2 separate regions of the Homo sapiens genome follow, and region 2 is linked to region 1. Evidence: read pairs that join two places in POLR2A ChIA-PET (ENCODE). Cell type or tissue: Caco-2. All regions are shown on one strand. Each heading gives the region's core, and the rest is flanking DNA. Links, peaks and the distances in the headings are about the cores only. Region 1 holds the start of BMP8A (bone morphogenetic protein 8a). Region 2 overlaps MACF1 (microtubule actin crosslinking factor 1).

Region 1 (2,904 bases), core at 275-2,774:
GCATAGACCAAAGAGTTTAGTACTGGAAAAGAAAAATCTGAGATCTTAAGGAATAAATAGCTCCAGGGTTTGATACAAGATGTTTGCAGACAGGAAAAGCCCGGCTTTGCCTGGGAGAACACAGTGGGTCCAGCTGCCCACTGGGCCATTCCACAGGACCGGACACTCACCCTATACCAGGCCACATGCTAAGTGCAGGGCCCAGGGTGACAAGGCCACAGTCCCTGCCCCAGCGAGCTGAGTCTGCTCCTTCCCCAGCCGCTCCCCTGACAGCCGCACCCCACCCAGGCTCCGCACAGGGAAGAGCCTGCTGTGGACTCAGGGCACGCGACTCAGCTCTGGTCACTCCGATGATGTGACCACAGGTTTCCACGCTGAACTTTGTCCCTCTCCTCAGTACTGTCCTTATCACAGTGACAGCATCCCGGCCTCTGTTTACTCACCTGTCTCCCCAGGACCAGGCTGTCTTCCCGGGGCAGCCCAGGTGGGCAAAGACATCACCTAATTCTTACTCCTGGGTGTGTCTGGGGCAGGGTGAAGGCAGCGCCTGGGAGTCCACAGTCCCCCACACTCTGCTCCTGACCACCCCGCAGCCCAGGGGGCCCCCATGACCCTTAGACCTTCCCTAACCACGGCGGTCCCACTCCCCTGTGGTTCGCGTCCACCGTCTGTGATTCCCCGTTCGGCCAGGGCCCGGCACCGCCCGCGGATGCGCGCCCCTCCCCTGCAGCCAGCTTACTCCGAGGGTCCCCGCGCGGGCGGCCGCACTCACCCATGTTGACGAAGCTCATGACCAGGTCGGCGCGGCCCAGGCGCTGCTCCGCGGGCGCGCCGTCCTCGTCGTCGTCGCCAGCCATGGCGTGGTACAGGTCCAGCATGAAGAGCGGCGCGGACGCGGGCAGCCGGGAGGCGGCGGGTGGCGCGCGGGGCCGGGGCCGCCCGGGTAGCCCGAGCACCGCCAGGATCTCGCGCTGCACGTCCCGGCGCTCGCGCGCGCCCAGACGTCGCTGGGGACAGCCGGGCGGGGGTCGCAGGCCGGGGCCGCCCCCGCCCAGCGCGCACAACGTCAGGCCCAGAAGCCAGAGCGGTCCGGGGCGCGCGGCCATGGCGGGCCGGGGGCGCTCAGCGGGCGCACATCAGCTCCGCCGCCGCCCCTGGGCCCGGGGACGCCCCGACGGCGAACGGGGAGCTGAGTTCGGCGAGCAGGGGGCGGGGCTCGGCGGGCGGCGTCTGCGGCCTCAGCGCGGTCCCTGGAGCGCCCCCCGCGCGCACCTGCCCCGGCTCCGGGACAAGCGGACGCTGACGCGGACGCAGACGCCAACGCTTCGAGGCCGGGGCTGTTCTGAGGGCTGGGACTGTCAGCCAATCCGTCTGTCGCCGCCGTTCCCACCAGTCCGGCTGTGGCTGCGGTCCGCGCAGCGCAGGGGCGACCGGCGAGCTCCGGCAGCGACCCGGGCGGCGCGATTCCCGCGAGTCCTTGCCCCGGCTCAGCCGTCTGTGCCGCCCGCCCACCCCCGGGACTGACCAATGGGGGCGCGGGGGCGGGGCCTGGGCGCGGAGGCCGCGCCCGCTAGGAGCCCCGGGCGGCGGCAGGTGTTGCGGGTGGGGCGACCCCGAGGTGCGACCTCGGCGTGGCTGGCGGTTGGTCCGGGCGAGGAGCCCGCAGCCTGGGCGTCAGCGTGGTCAGGGCCGTCGTGGCTCCCGCCGCGGGCCTCGGCGCAGAGATCCTAAGGCCGCGGCGCCGTCCCGGTCCCGCCAGTGGTGCCACCCGGCTGCCTCGCCGTGGTGTGCCGTGGTCGCCACCGGGCCCGACACGCGGCCGTAGCCCCGTCTGGAGAGCCGGGCGGTGCCAGCCAAGCCCCGCGGGTGGGGCCTGTTCCTCTGCCCGCAGCAGCCGGCCCGGGTTCCGGCCACCGCGGCCCCTCACCGCCTCCTGGCGCCTTCCCCGTGGCCCCTGCATGCGCTTCTGCGGGCGCCTCCTTCTCGGCACCTGCTCGGCTGCTTCTCCCTGCGTCCCCCACCTGGCTCCCGCGTGAGCCCAGGCAGCGCCCCAGTCGGGCCGCCCCCGCCAGCCCTAGCTGTGCGCCCTGCGTCCCCGGTACTGATCCAGCTTTGCGGAGGAGGCTCCGCCTCCTGCCTCCAGCTGGGCCAGAAGCTCTGGGGCCCTTCCCGAGCACTCGGGAGCCACCTGTGCACATCTTCTCAGTCCCCACGGCCCCGGTGCAGGCCTGCCAAGAGAAGGATCCCCGCGGAAACGTCTCGACTGACTCAGTCCCTTTCTGCACACCTGCTCTTCCCTGGGCGCGCTCTCGCCTTACTTATTCCTGTGTGGTTCAGGCGCTGCGGAAGGAGAAGGCACCTAGACTGCACTGGGAAGGCTCCTGGAGTTGACCTGGAGCGCCAGGAAAGGTCAGTGGAGGAAAGTGCTCCAGGCAGAGGGAATAGCTTGTGCCAAGGCCCTGAGACCCCGGCTGGGGAGCCTAATAATGGCAACAGTCAGCACTTGCCACGCCAAGGCATGTTCTGAGTGTGTGTCTCGTGTCATTTCTGTGATGCTCGCACATCGTTAGGGGGTACATACCACTGGAACCTCCTCTTTTAATAAATGAGGAAACTGAGGCACACGGCGGTTAAGGGACTTACGCCAGGTCACACAGCAGTGGAGCTGCGCTCGGGCAGGGGGGCAGTGGAAACTGGAGAGCCCAGGGGGCAAACGGCGGAGGCTGGAGGGGCTGGCAAGGGAGGCACCGCAAAGGGCCTCACAGGGGCTAGACGAGGGCCCTGGGCACCAGAGATTATGGTGCCCCGCCATGTGGATTGAAGATTAAACCTCGAAGCAAGTGTATAATGCCCCCAAAAATCACATTTGGAAGTCATCACTTCAATAAAATTTTCTACAACAAA
Region 2 (2,904 bases), core at 114-2,613, 120 kb after region 1:
GGCTTTTTCCTCATAAGTAGGGACATCTGTTCTGTATATACTCCCTAGTGTTTTGAAAAGCATTAAGAGACCATCCTTCTGATTTATTTATTCATTTATCAAATATCTATTGAACATTTACTATATGACTGGCACCATGCCAAACACTGGGGTACAAAATAGAATTATGATACAATTTCTAAAACCAGAAGCTCAGATTATCAATTGCATTATAATGTGATAAATGCTATTACAGTATTATGGACAGTCTGTGAATTCCAAGAGCATAAGAGGAGTTCTATCTAATTCTGCCTAGAGGAAGGAAAGCTCTGAATTAAGATAATGGCTGGGCATGGTGGTTCACACCTGTAATCCCAGCACTTTGGGAGGCTGAGGCGGGCAGATCACTTGAGGTCAGGAGTACAAGACCAGACTGGCCGACATGGTGAAACCCCGTCTCTACTAAAAATACAAAAAAAAAATTAGCCGGGCGTGGTGGCAGGCACCCGTAATCCCAGCGACTCAGGGCGCTGAGACGGGAGAGTTGCTTGAACCTGGGAGGCAGAGGTTGCAGTGAGCCGAGATCATGCCACGGCATCCCAGCCTGGGTGACAGAGTGAGACTCCGTCTTAAAAAAAAAAAAAAAGCAAAGAAAGATAAGAGTTTGCCAGATGGACAAGAGGGAACAACATGCATATAAAGATAAAAAAAGAAATGGTAACTAGAGGATAAATAAGGAGCTAGATATTGAGATACAGAAAAATACATAGAATCATAGGCTATACTTTGCATTTATTAAGGAAACTTTATATTGGGTTTGAAATCAAAGATCCAACTACCACAGAAATCCGTCAGGAAACAATGGCATTTGCTCTAAGACAAAAATACCACATCACGTTAAGTCTCCAAGATGTCTCCTGCCATAGTTGTAGGATTTTACTCCTTTCAGAGAAAGGACACCATTCTAGCCTTCATTGCCCTCCTCCATACTGAATATCCCTGACAATCTACTTAGTTTGCTTTTGACTTTAAGCTGCAGAGAAAGGCACAGAGCTCTACTCATATTGCCTAATTTCAAACTGACCCTTGGTCACTGCTTGTCAGTTCTTTAATTAATCACTCTTTTTTTTTTTTTTTTTTTTTGAGACAGAGTCTCACTCTCTATCACCCAGGCTGGAGTGCAGTGGCACCATCTCAGCTCACTGCAACCTCCACCTCCCAAGTTCAAGCAATTCTCTGCCTCACCCTCTTGAGTAGCTGGGATTACAGGCACCTGCCACCACGTCCAGCTAATTTTTGTATTTTTCGTAGAGATGGGGTTTCACCATCTTGGCCAGGCTGATCTTGAACTCCCGACCTTGTGATCCACCCGCCTCGGCCTCCTAAAGTGCTGGTATTACAGGCGTTGAGCCACTGCGCCTGGCCATTAATCACTCTTGATTCCAAAGAGCCACAGTCCCCAAACTATGGCTTTACTCACAGAATATTTTACATTTTTGAGGAAAATACAGTGACATCTGTTGAACACCATATGAACAACTACTAAGTTGTTTGGACCTAACTTCTTAGCAAGTAGAAGTATTAGGAGTTTTTTTTTGTTTCTGTTTTTTTTGGCCTTGAGGTGCCATGACAAATTTCTTAAAACACCATGGGCACTGTGAAACAAAAATGTTGGGAAAGCTCTGTCCTAGGGAATTCCCAACAGCAAATGCTCCTGGCACTCACTCTGTGAAAGCAATCAAACGCTTTTCTTTCATCTGCTCAGGATGAAGTATGCTTTACTGAGAAAATAAGGATAAGTGCATGACAGTTAGTCAGAGGCATATTTGGCTTATTTCAACAAAAGGAAGACATAGGTTAGAGGTGTAAGCAGAGGCTGGATAATTACGGATCAAAGACAGTACAGAAGGGATTTTGCAGGGAATGGGAGGAAGGTTGGTCCCATCCTTGAAGGTACCTTCCAACCATCTGATTCTAGCTTTTCCTTTACTAGCTGAAGTAGTACTAGTTCTTCTATCCTCAATTTCCTGATCATATTATCTGGTTACTTGCTCAAATATATTTGTCTAATTCTCAAACATACAAAGAGAGTGTATGCTTCTCAAGGACTGTATGGGTAGATGGTTATCATATGAAGAAAACGTAGGAATTTCTGTTCTGATGCAGACTGACAACTTGGATTTCTCATACATTTCCCCACCACAGCTGGAGACCAGTTAATACAAGTATTCAAACCAGTGCCTAGCCCAATTCTTGGAGTCCCTTTGTTCACCTACCTTCAGGTGTTCAATCTGCTTTTCTAACTCTTTAGCACTCATAGAAGTTTCCGTAGGTGGAATACTCCCTTCAGTTTCTTTCAACCATTTCTGGAAGGTCCTGACCAGCTTCCGGAATTCATCCAACTGTTCCTGGCAAGATGATGCATCTTTCTCTCTGTCAATGAAGCAGTTTTGTTACTTGCCAGACTAAGTTTTATAAAGTCAACTTGAGCTAAGAGTAGTTCATTCTGTGACTCCAGACATCAGTTACCTAACATGGCCTTTCTTTCTCATAATCTTTTCCATAGCAGGTTTGGCTGAACAACCGCATATAACATTGAAGCGTACCAAACTCAGGAATATATTGCCCTTGTTTGGACATTTCTGGGGAAAGAGGTCTTCAATCTTACTCTAGGCTAAAGTGAAAGTGAGAAAAACTAAAGGGAGGCTGCTATTTAGGTACTGTGATACAATGGAAAGAATGCAGGCTTTGGATCTCAATTCCGGCCCTGCTACATTTTAGCTATTTGACTCTTTCAAGGACCAATTCAAGTGCTGATTGCTTTAGCAAGGAAGGTGCCGAAACTGAGGCTCACAGAAGTTAGGTGATTAGTTCTAGATTAATGATGCCAATGAATAAACTAAATCAAAAGGAAAGTTTTGGAAA

The links. Peaks named below come from ENCODE experiments on the same cell type or tissue, not always from the same donor. Only the 100,000 strongest peaks of a DNase experiment are listed, where the experiment ranks them.
Region 2: POLR2A ChIA-PET joins it to region 1 with 7 read pairs; 2 of 35 experiments call an interaction of 5 or more read pairs at or near these places.

What each region holds. Positions count from the first base shown.
Region 1 is chr1:39,490,194-39,493,097 of GRCh38, reverse strand. It overlaps BMP8A (bone morphogenetic protein 8a), which reads right to left and starts at 1,462. Exons shown (of 7, transcript NM_181809.4): 1 at 773-1,462. The coding sequence starts at 1,106. LOC124904101 (a long non-coding RNA gene) reads left to right here and starts at 1,550. Exons shown (of 2, transcript XR_007065978.1): 1 at 1,550-2,409. RefSeq lists silencers at 1,134-1,233, 1,334-1,963. In Caco-2, for the core only: no CTCF peak of the experiment used is centred there; DNase peaks (open chromatin) are centred at 371 and 1,517; H3K4me3 peaks cover 1,734 bases.
Region 2 is chr1:39,369,538-39,372,441 of GRCh38, reverse strand. It overlaps MACF1 (microtubule actin crosslinking factor 1), which reads right to left. Exons shown (of 101, transcript NM_001394062.1): 51 at 2,256-2,412. Among named protein-coding and RNA genes, the nearest start is that of BMP8A, 120 kb to the left of the region's middle. In Caco-2, for the core only: no CTCF peak of the experiment used is centred there; no DNase peak of the experiment used is centred there.